Linked DNA regions of Mus musculus: region 2 is linked to region 1. The links are chromatin contacts, found by Hi-C or POLR2A ChIA-PET in ENCODE. All regions are on one chromosome and are shown on one strand. The core of a region is the stretch at or near the end of the contact, and the rest is flanking DNA. Distances in the headings are between cores, read along the strand shown. Region 1 holds the start of Ost4 (oligosaccharyltransferase complex subunit 4 (non-catalytic)). Region 2 holds the start of Preb (prolactin regulatory element binding).

The links. A loop is a pair of places that touch in the nucleus more often than their neighbours do. ChIA-PET counts read pairs that join two places held with the same protein, here RNA polymerase II (POLR2A).
Region 2: POLR2A ChIA-PET joins it to region 1 with 18 read pairs in Patski. The contact joins the promoter of Preb here to the promoter of Ost4 in region 1. A Hi-C loop is called at or near these places in 1 of 37 maps with a recorded cell type or tissue (heart). POLR2A ChIA-PET finds 5 or more read pairs at or near these places in 4 of 5 experiments (Patski and embryonic stem cell).

Annotation. Positions count from the first base shown.
Region 1 is chr5:30,903,664-30,909,360 of GRCm38, reverse strand. It overlaps Ost4 (oligosaccharyltransferase complex subunit 4 (non-catalytic)), which reads left to right and starts at 1,573. Exons shown (of 3, transcript NM_024460.4): 1 at 1,573-1,696; 2 at 1,825-1,962; 3 at 2,595-2,845. The coding sequence starts at 1,826. The coding sequence ends at 1,939. It overlaps Agbl5 (ATP/GTP binding protein-like 5), which reads right to left. Exons shown (of 16, transcript NM_001374737.1): 13 at 4,546-4,658; 14 at 4,206-4,252; 15 at 3,600-3,730; 16 at 2,697-3,245. The coding sequence ends at 3,682.
Region 2 is chr5:30,956,677-30,961,695 of GRCm38, reverse strand. Preb (prolactin regulatory element binding) reads left to right here and starts at 1,369. Exons shown (of 9, transcript NM_016703.3): 1 at 1,369-1,725; 2 at 2,284-2,473; 3 at 2,760-2,980; 4 at 3,145-3,225; 5 at 3,339-3,463; 6 at 3,635-3,808. The coding sequence starts at 1,591.

The DNA of each region.
Region 1 (5,697 bases), core at 324-2,823:
TTAGATTACCTTCTGGACCTATTTCCTTCTTTACCAATAAGGAAATAAAATAACAGTAACAAGTCGTGGAAGCGCCTCTCAGTTGTGCTGTCTAGGATGCTATGCACCCTGCTCTGGCTCTTTGAAGGCTGAAGCTGGCTTCTCGGGCCACGGGCAGCCTAGAGGTACTGCTTCTTTTAAAACCATAGACTAATTCTGATTCAATTGCATACCTAAGTGGTTGGACTTGGATCTGCTCCAATTTTCCAGGAGACACGAAGCATAATAATGTGTAATCCTAAAATCTAGACATCACTCTCTCAGGACAGAGCTGAGGACACACAAACTCATAGAGGAATGCCTGGGGAGAGCACGTCTGAGGCTTTAACCATGTTGTGTGGAGGGCACGTAGGCCCGGGATTTCTAAATATGAAACTTCTGGGAAACAGTAGGTGGTGGCTGGACATGGTGGGAGGAGGTAGGCAGCTGTAAACTAACTACTGAAGGCAAGTATTGAGCTTATGAGCAAACTGGACACAAACCACTGATAGTCTGAGACCAGAGAAACCAACATTGGAATAGTGCAAGCCAGCTCACTGTGCACACAGGAGGCAATCTGGTCCCCTGTCCCAGCTGCTCCAGCCCTATAGCAGCTCCTGTAGAGTTTTCTTTGGCTCAGAGAAGCAGAGGCCTCCCCTGAGCCCAGGCCCCCCCTTTACCGCAGGGCAACTGGCTTCCATTACCCCTGACAGCTCCAGAGCAACAGTCCAGCCCCTGGCCCTGTCTGGCTCTACATCGTTCCCTTTTATGGCGAAGCTAAGGAGAAAGCAAAAAGGGGGAAACCTACTTCTCGCTGGATAGAGGGCTGAAGAGATTCAGGGTGCTGCTCCCCTCACCAATGACCCTCGGATGTCTGAATGTCTATTGCAGCCAACTCTCTTCCTCACCACAAACCTACGACCCCTCTTGGCTTGTCCCAGCCCTTCCTTTCCTACCCCCTCATTCACACCCGTGGGGTGATTTCCCACTTGGCCGAGGCCCCACGTTTGGTTTTTGATTATCAGAGAGTCCACCCTAATTCTGACGCCCACCCCACACTGGCCTGAAACTGGCACTGATCAAATAAGTTGTCATGGTCCGCCTCTTTGGTAGGATTGTGGTTTCAGAAAGACTACCACCCGTGAGGGCACTAGCCTCCTCAATCCTGTCCCTATTCTGCATCACCTTCCATTCCATCCCCACGCCAGCGAGCCTGGGAGGGGACCGGGAGGGCAGGACCCTAAGGAAGCACCTGGCTGGGTCGAGCAGGGAAGCGAAGGGTGGGCAGGAAAGTGGGTCGGAGCCTAGAGGTCAGGCCCAGCCTCCCGCCTGCTGCACCCTCGCCTAAACCCACTCCTGGGCTCCAGGGAGGCTGTCACCACAGCGTCTGAAGCTAACCGCGGATTCCGCCGCGCCAGCTGCAGCCAGCTGCGACCCGGGCGGGATTCCCGCCCCTGCCGAGCGGACCACGCCCCGTTCCGCCCTCGCCGCAGGACGGCCATTCTAGGCTCCGCCTAAGACCGGCTCTTTTGCGCGCGCCGCCGGAGCAGACGAGACGGCAGGGTAGAGAAGCCGGAAGTGCCGCGTTGTTCCCCAGCTAGCACTACGAAGTTCCGGCTCAGGTCGCCTACCTCGAGTTTGTGCGTCTGTAGTGTCGGAGTCGGCTGAAGCTGGTCAGGTGAGGGGCTCGCAGGCGCCGTTTCATAGGCGAGCCCGGCGGAGGCTGGATCGTGGTGGCGAGGATCTGGCTTAGTGAGAGAGCAAGGAGTGCGTGAATCGAGGCTCAGTCCTTCCCCTTGTCCACAGGATGATCACGGACGTGCAGCTCGCCATCTTCGCCAACATGCTGGGCGTGTCGCTTTTCTTGCTTGTGGTCCTCTATCACTACGTGGCAGTAAACAACCCCAAGAAGCAGGAATGAAAGTGGCGCTTTCTCCGCCCCAGGTAACGGTCGGGGCAGTAGCGCTCAGACTCTGGACAGCTGAGTGGTGAGGCCGATCCAGGGCCTACACTCTTAGGGAACTTCAAGTCAGAAAGTGTCGAGCCAAGCCTGATAGCCCAGAACCGAGCTCCTTCGTTCGCATTGTGTACAGTGCCTTGATGTATTCTGCTTCAGTCCCCCTAAACGGCTTACTCTTTGAATGAAGATGGGTTTTCGGAGCCATCCTCATTCCCCATTTTGAGGTTTCCAGGAGATAGAGGCCAAAGTTATAGGGTATGGTTACACGGAGGCGCTGACCAGTACAAATAAAGGCAGTAACTGCCAATATAGGGGGATCAAGCCCTTAACAGTCCCACTTTCCCACGGAACCTGAGGCGTTAAGTAATTTGGGGGAGGGGCGTGGTAGTGAAAGATGGAGACTTATTTCCATGTTCTGAAGCCAAAGACGTTTTATGGGTTGACTACAAATAGAAAGCATGGAGAAAAAAGGGAGGGAGCATAGTCTGGAAACCAAGTGTGCTTAAATAATATAAAGGGAATGGGTTAGATGGGGGCTGGCTCCTTAAGGACCTCCCCAGCCCTGCAAGGAAGCTGCAGCATTTTCCTTACTTCGGGTCTTTCCCCTTTTTTCTAGGGTTCCAGGACATAGTCTGAGGCAAGATGGAGGGTGTGAGGGCCTTCACACTTCACTTCATCTCTCCTACCCATCACAGCATACAAAGCAACTACACCTGGATTTTTCCAAACAACTTTTATTTCCTCAAAGTCTTCCTTAACCCTATGGAGCAAGAAGCTGCCACTGAATAGGGCCCAGTATAGGGGCTGCTTTCTTTTCTACTCCCTCCCCCCAATACAAAAATATAGATATATATATATAGATATATATTTTTTTGTGGTCCCAAAATCTTGTGCTGTGGGGGAGTGGGAGGGAGCAGGTCCCTGTTTTGTTCTGTCTTAAGGTGATGTTCTGCAAGGCCTTGGACAGTGTGGCCGACATTCCAAGGAGCTATGGTTGTCACATGGTACCAGCAGCTGGAAGACGGGACTAACGTATCATTTCACTGTGTTCCCTCACCTTAGGGCTACATCCTGGACATGGAGGTAAAGGCATTATCAGACCCTGGGAGAAATAGTGAGTGGTGGTGATTTAGGGACAAAACAAACCTCACATTGGTTCAAGAGCCCCCTGCTGTAACAAATCCGGGATGGGGAGTCAGATAGAGTACAGGAAATAGGAGAAAAGGCGGGGGCAGAGCGAGGCCGTGGGGGGCCGGCCTGAGGCAGCCTGCAACAGAGAAGAGACAGGAAATCAGGGTTGTGGAAACAACCCCCTTTTTCTGGTCTGTTAGCCAGGGGCTGGGAAATGAAAAGGGCAGTGTGAAGCTGGGTAGGGAGAGGCAGGTTCATCATTGCCAGTCACTAGAGTCAGCTAGCCAGTGTCTCGAGACTAATTAGAAGTTATGCTTTGAAGTGAAAACTGAGTCCATGGTACAATAAAAATCAGGGACTAGATTCTTAATGAAAGTGCATTTAGTCTTTGGGATCAATGAAAAGGGAGAAGATTATCCTGAATGCTGAAATGGGGGGGAGGAATAGTAGAAATGAGAGGTGGAATGAAGGCCTGGACTCCGGTGCTCACCCTGGTGTAGCAGAGTGGGGTCCCGGCTCCAGCTCACTGCTCTCTCTGGTCTGGGGGATGGGGGATGTGGGGCTTGAACCTCTCATCCCTCTGCGAGTCGGCGGTGAGCTCCGGCCCAACCTGGGCCTAGCCTGTGTAGACAGGGGTAGACTAAGAGGTTGGCTTCTTCCACGAGGCTTTTCTGCTTTTAGAGTTTCCAGGCTTAAGAATCTGGTACAGAAGTCAGCAGTGGTGCTGGGACCCTGAATTCCTGAGCATTGCTCCTAACTGAGATGATGAGACAGGGTGGCAGCTATAGCTCCAGATTCAATTTATGACAGCATAGCGGGTCTTACTTATCTAAGGGTGGCAAAAGAACCCAGCGTTTCACTTCCATGGGTATCCCATGGCTAAGAGATGGCTGGGTAGAGAAGCACTATGAAGAAAAATGGGAGTGGACTGGTGGATAGCCCTCAGCTTTCTCAGCCTCCGCCCCTGCCAGAGCAGCTTAAGCTTCATCCGTCCAGTCAGCTTCTGCCTCTAGCTACAGTCAAACTAGGAAGGGAAGCTTGTCTGAGTTGGAGGTGATGGTAGGGTGTTATTAGGAGCAGTAACCAGATGTGTTACCTGGGGAATCCGGGACCCCTCCTGGCGGAAACTCTCCTCTGGCAGGTCTGGTCAGAAAGAGAGGAGAAGCTAAGGACGGGTAGGAAAGCCAAAGCTAGTAGGCTGTGGTTGGGGTGCATCTGGCAGGGACAATGGAGTCTGAAGCAAGCAAAAAACCTAGCTGATTACCACTGGGAAGGTTAACACACAGATATCACAGCAACTCTTGACAGACTGGATATAAAAGGCTGTAAATCAGGAAGGAGCATTCCCCTACCCCAGCCCAACCCCCAGTGTTCACAAGAGTGTCTTGATGGGTTCTGCTAATGCTAAAAACACGGAAAGACCCCAAAAATTTTACCTGCAATCGAGTCCTAATGCAAGGGATCCGAGCACCAGCCCCTAGTAGGCTTTTCCCAATCACCATGACAGCCTCTGGCTTGTCCCCTGAAGACGAGAATGAGCAGCTGCTCCCTAGAGAACAGAGGGGACTGATCATCAAGGTAGGACTACGAGGGATGGTAACTTCCCTTGTATCAGTTTCTTGGCCTTGTTGTGTTCCCTTTATGGTGCTGGGGATTAAACCTAGTATTTCATGCTAAGCTGGAGCCCGTGCTCAACCTCTGAGCTCTATCAGTAGCCCTTGATCCTCAGCATCATTGAAAACCAATCATTTATCTTTGGTGATTTAGTACATGCAGGGTGTTTAGTGCCATCCTTCCTTAAACTACTGTGTGCTCCTTACCCCTAGGTCCTTCCCGTGGCAACAACCGAGTCCTCTCTAGATGTTGTCATATGTGAGAAGGTCTTTTTGTTGTTGTTTTGTTTTGTTTCGTTTTTTCAAGACAGGGTTTCTCTGTGTAGCCCTGGCTGTCCTGGAATTCACTTTGTAGACCAGCCTGGCCTGGAACTCAGAAATCCGCCTGCCTCTGCCTCCCAAGTGCTGGGATTAAAGGCATGCGCCACCACGCCCGGCTTATGTGAGAAGTTCTAATCTCATCCAAGGAGTGAAGCTGCAACTTCAAACCCTCAGGCTTAGCTCAATCTGTAAAGTTTAGAGCTTACACCAATCCTGTTTAGGAGTAAAGTCCAGCTGGGCATAGTGGCACGCCTTTAATCCCAGCATTCCAGAGACAGGCAGGCAGGTGTCTTTGAGCTCAAGGCCAACTAACTGGTCTACATAATGAGTTCTAGGACATCCAGAGCTACACAGACCGTGTCTCAAAAGGAGAAAGAAAACAAAAACCCAAGTCCATTCTGTACAACAACTGATTAAAAATGGATAGGTTGGTGCAGTATACGTTGGATTCAATTCTAGGAAACAATCCTGCCTGGCATGGTGGTGATGCTTTTAATTCCAGCACTCTGGAGGCAGAGGCTGCTGGGTTTGAGACCAGCCTGATCTACAAAGAGAAACCCTGTTTCAAAAAAAAAAAAGGAAAAATGATTCCATTTAGTTCCTTTTATCACTGGGTTTCTAAAAGAGGACTGGGTGTGGCTTTGAGTTTAGAGT
Region 2 (5,019 bases), core at 120-2,619, 53 kb before region 1:
GGCCAGTGTGAACTGGAGTTTGCCTAGTCATTTTTCATTCACACAGTGAGAAGTTCTGCTTCTTAGGACATCTCTGAAACCAAATATGGAGTGTTTTCAGACACATCTCCAATTCTAAGACACCAACTAGGTATCTGTCCAACAATGGAACGAAATTTCTAACACCACCCACCCACAGGTGTTCACACTGGATAGATCCCATAAATCAAAGGGACTGATCCTAAAGGATCGTTTCCAGTGTCTCCAGCTTTGAGTCCTGACCATCTATCTGTACTTCTAAATAACAGGCTGGGAAGCAGAAGTCCCTGTGACTTCCTCTGTCAGTCTGGTAAGTTGTCAGAACAGCACACAGAGCTCACTTCCATCTTCCTTAGGATTTCTCTTCTAGCATAAAGAATAGAACTCAGAATTAGCAGAAGGGAAGAGATGTGTAGGGCAAGGTACATGGAGGATAAAGGGTGAAGAATGCAGTACTTCCTTGCCCTCTCTGGGCACACCATCCATCCATCCAGCACCTACATGAGACCACCAACCCAGGAGCTCATTGATCCCTATTGTCTAGGGTTGTTTTAAAAACAAATATTTCATCATATGGGCACATACTGGCCACTGGTGACTGAATTCAGTGTCAAGTTCCTCTCTCCTCCCTGAAGGCTAGTAAATGGGCCTAAAATTGGCTTCTTCTAATCACGTGGTTTGTTCAGCTGCATATGGGTCCAAAAGACACCATGGTAGTATAAATTCATGTATGGTTGACTGGGGCTCATTATGAATCGCAAAAGACATCAAATACTAAAATATAAACCATATTCAAATAATGGTCCTTACATCTCTATAATGTGAACATGTTCCAAAAACACTTAAATAGTAGGGTAACCAAATAGCCCGGTTTATCTGGGATTTTGTGGGTTTTTGTGCCTAGTCTCAAGTCTTGCCAGTCCCATGAGTTCGATGTTCCAGAAGTGGATGTCAAGCCATAAGAAAGAGTCCAATCAACCGCGGAGGATGCTCTCAAAGTGGGGACTGATTTCTTCATATTAGGATATTAGGAAGCAGTGAATCTGTTTTGGAGTGTCTGTCCTCCACACAACCCGGGAGAACCCATTTCCTCCCTGGAGTAACACACAAAGGCCCGGCTTGTACGAGTCTGCTGTGTATCTCTCCTGAAGTGGGGACTGTCCCAGTCCGAGAACTTTTTAATTCGATTTACTGATCTTCAGTAATCTCTTCTAGCCCCACCTCCCACGCCCCACACAAAGATGGCAGCTTCATCGTCATTCGGGGCTAGGACCCGGATCCGACGCCAGGGTTCCGTGACAGCGCGTCCCGCTAGTGCTGACGCGGATTGGCGTCTTGCGCTTGCGCAGAGAGAGCCCAGGAGCTCGGCGCGTGCGCACTGAACGCCTGCAAGACCCAGTCGGCCGCGCGGGCGCAGATCGGCTGCTTGCGGTGGTTTGAGTGGTGGCAAGTCCAGTGCTGAGAGGGGTCGGCAGTCTTCCGGAAAACTCTAGCGCCAAGTTCCTGAGCTTTCGGAGGCGAGGCGCGGCATGTCGTGGGTTCCGCGGGGTTGGCGGTGAACGTGCGGGCGGGATGGGTCGGCGCCGGGGTGTGGAGCTGTACCGGGCCCCGTTCCCGTTGTACGCGCTTCGGATAGACCCCAAGACTGGGCTGCTCATCGCTGCGGGCGGAGGAGGAGCTGCCAAGACCGGCATAAAGAATGGCGTGGTGAGAACGCAGGGCCACTGAGAACAGGTTATACCGTGGCCCAGGGAGATTCCAGGGTGGCCGGGGGATGCAGAGGTGAGCAGTACCCCTGATTTAGTCCCTACCCATTTCTAGCGGGAGCACCCAGGATTGCCGTTCGGGTGCTGGTTTCACCTGAGCAGAGTGGTTGAGACAGCCAAAATTAGACTGAAAGCTGTGCAGGTCTGCGAATCCAGGACTGTCCACGCCGGATTACGAGAGCTGGTCCAGGGCTCATACGCTGGCCTTTTCCAGGAAGGCACATTGTCTTGTCCATCTTCAAGCAGCTGGAGACGGAATTCTTTTCTTTCTGTAAACTGGACCTAGTAATCTAAACCCTGCTTGCTGTATGAATTAAGAAGCTCCAGTAAGAGAATACAGCTCTAAGCAACAGCAACAACAACCAAAGAAACAAAAAAACAAAAAAAAACAAAAAATAAGAGCTGGAGGTGCGGGAAGCAAAAGTACAACTGAGAGAGACTAGGATTTAATGTGACTTCCGGGCTGGCCTGACCTTTGCCCACTTTGGTTCCCTCACAGCATTTTCTGCAGCTAGAGCTGATCAACGGGTGCCTGAGCGCTTCCTTGCTGCACTCTCATGACACGGAGACACGGGCCACCATGAATTTGGCGCTTGCTGGTGACATTCTTGCTGCCGGACAGGATGCCCAGTGTCAGCTTCTTCGTTTCCAGGTCCATCAACAGAAGGGCAGTAAAGCGGAGAAGTCAGGTGAAGAGCTTTGGAAAAAGTCGCTCTAATTCTTGGTCTCCAAAAACGAGAGATTAGGTGTGGGGCAGTGGTCACATTGAAGTCTGTACTTGGGTCACTAGAGGACTGGTGTTAGTTAATACAGATGCTCAGGTCCATCTGAGGGAGGTGGTGCACAGCTGTAGTCTCAGAGCTTAGGAGTGGAGGCAAGAGGATATTTAAGGCTAGCCTGGGGTGCCTAGCAAATCCCTGTCTTAAAAAACAACAACAAAGGAATCTGGTTCCTGGCAAATTGTTTGTGTTGCAGGTTCCAAGGAGCAGGGACCTCGACAGAGAAAGGGGGCTCCTCCAGCAGAGAAGAAATCGGGAGCACAAGTTCACCCCGAAGGGGTTGAACTCAAAGTAAAGAATTTGGAGGCAGTACAGACAGACTTCAGCAATGAACCGCTGCAGAAAGTTGTGTGCTTCAACCATGATAACACCCTGCTTGCCACTGGAGGAACTGATGGTCATGTTCGTGTCTGGAAGGTGTGGTTTTAGGGGCTTGGGGGGGTGGGTGAGTGTTAGTTGCAATAACACCAAAATTGTGAGAATCTGAATATGCATTCTGTGAAACTTGAGTGGCCATTGGGGTAAGAGGGATGGGGATTTCAGCGTTCTCGCTGTCTGGTCTGTAACTGTCTTGGCTGTAGGTACCTAGCCTGGAGAAAGTTCTGGAGTTCAAAGCCCATGAAGGGGAGATTGGAGATTTGACTTTGGGTCCTGATGGCAAGGTAAGGAGGTGGAGATGTGGGATGCTGGTGCAGAAAGGCAGAGCCTATTGTGTGCCTTGCACAGTACATAGATGTCCTAACTGTCCATCTTTGGGATCTTTACTCCTCCCCAGCTGGTTACAGTGGGCTGGGACTTTAAGGCCTCTGTGTGGCAGAAGGATCAACTGGTGACACAGCTACAGTGGCAAGAGAATGGACCAGCCTCTTCTAATACACCATACCGCTACCAGGCCTGCAGGTGTGCAGGTCACAGGGTGGCTGGCAGGCACACCTCAGCTGGGAAATGGGAAAAGACAGAAGGAGCTGGCCATGGCTGGAGCCTTGTTGGAGGTTGTTCCAGGTGTGACCAGGGTGCAGGGCACAAACATGAGGGCTGACAGGAACTGAAAGCCTTTTGCCTGGCCTCCAGGTTTGGGCAGGTTCCAGATCAGCTCGGTGGGCTGCGACTCTTCACAGTGCAGATACCCCACAAGCGCCTACGTCAGCCCCCACCCTGCTACCTCACAGCCTGGGACAGTTCCACCTTCTTGCCTCTTCGGACCAGATCCTGTGGCCATGAGGTCATTTCCTGCCTCAGTGTCAGGTGTGAAGTCCTACTGCTTGATTGGATGGTGGGCGCTTGAGGGAGCTGGGGAATGAGTCCTGACTCAGTCTCTGGAGGACCACTGTTGTGGGGAGGGAGTTTGCACAAGCTTCAGAGCAATGAGCCCTCTGTTGTGTGTTACAGTGAACCCTCTGTTGTTGTATGTATGTTACAGTGAATCCTCTGTTGTATGTTACAGTGAATCCTCTGTTGTATGTATGTTACATTGAATCCTCTGTTGTGTGTTACAGTGAATCCTCTGTTGTGTTACAGAGAATCCTCTGTTGTCTGTTAGTGAATCCTCTGTTGTGTGTTACAGTGAATCTTCTGTTGTGTGTTACAGTGAATCCTCTGTTGTATGTGTGTTACAGTGAATCCTCTGTTGTATGTATGTTACAGTGAATCTTCTGTTGTATGTTACAGTGAATCTTCTGTTGTATGTTACAGTGAAACCTCTGTTGTATGTATGTTACAGTGAATCCTCTGTTTTATGTATGTTACAGTGAACCCTCTGTTGTATGTTACAGTGAATCCTCTGTTGTATGTATGTTACAGTGAATCCTCTGTTGTGTGTTACAGTGAATCCTCTGTTGTATGTTACAGTGAAACCTCTGTTGTATGTATGTTACAGTGAATCCTCTGTTGTATGTTACAGTGAATCCTCTGTTGTATGTATGTTACAGTGAATCCTCTGTTGTGTTACAGTGAATCCTCTGTTGTATGTATGTTACAGTGAATCCTCTGTTGTGTGTTACAGTGAATCCTCTGTTGTATGTTACAGTGAAACCTCTGTTGTATGTATGTTACAGTGAATCCTCTGTTGTATGTTACAGTGAATCCTCTGTTGTATGTTACAGTGAATCCTCTGTTGTATGTATGTTACAGTGAATCCTCTGTTGTGTGTTACAGTGAATCCTCTGTTGTATGTTACAGTGAAACCTCTGTTGTATGTATGTTACAGTGAATCCTCTGTTGTATGTTACAGTGAATCCTCTGTTGTATGTATGTTACAGTGAATCCTCTCTTGTGTGTTACAGTGAATCCTCTGTTGTGGGTTACAGTGAATCCTCTGTTGTATGTTACAGTGAATCCTCTGTTGTGTGTTACAGTGAATCCTCTGTTGTGTGTTACAGTGAATCCTCTGTTGTATGTTACAGTGAATCCTCTGTTGTGTGTTACAGTGAATCCTCTGTTGTATGTTACAGTGAATC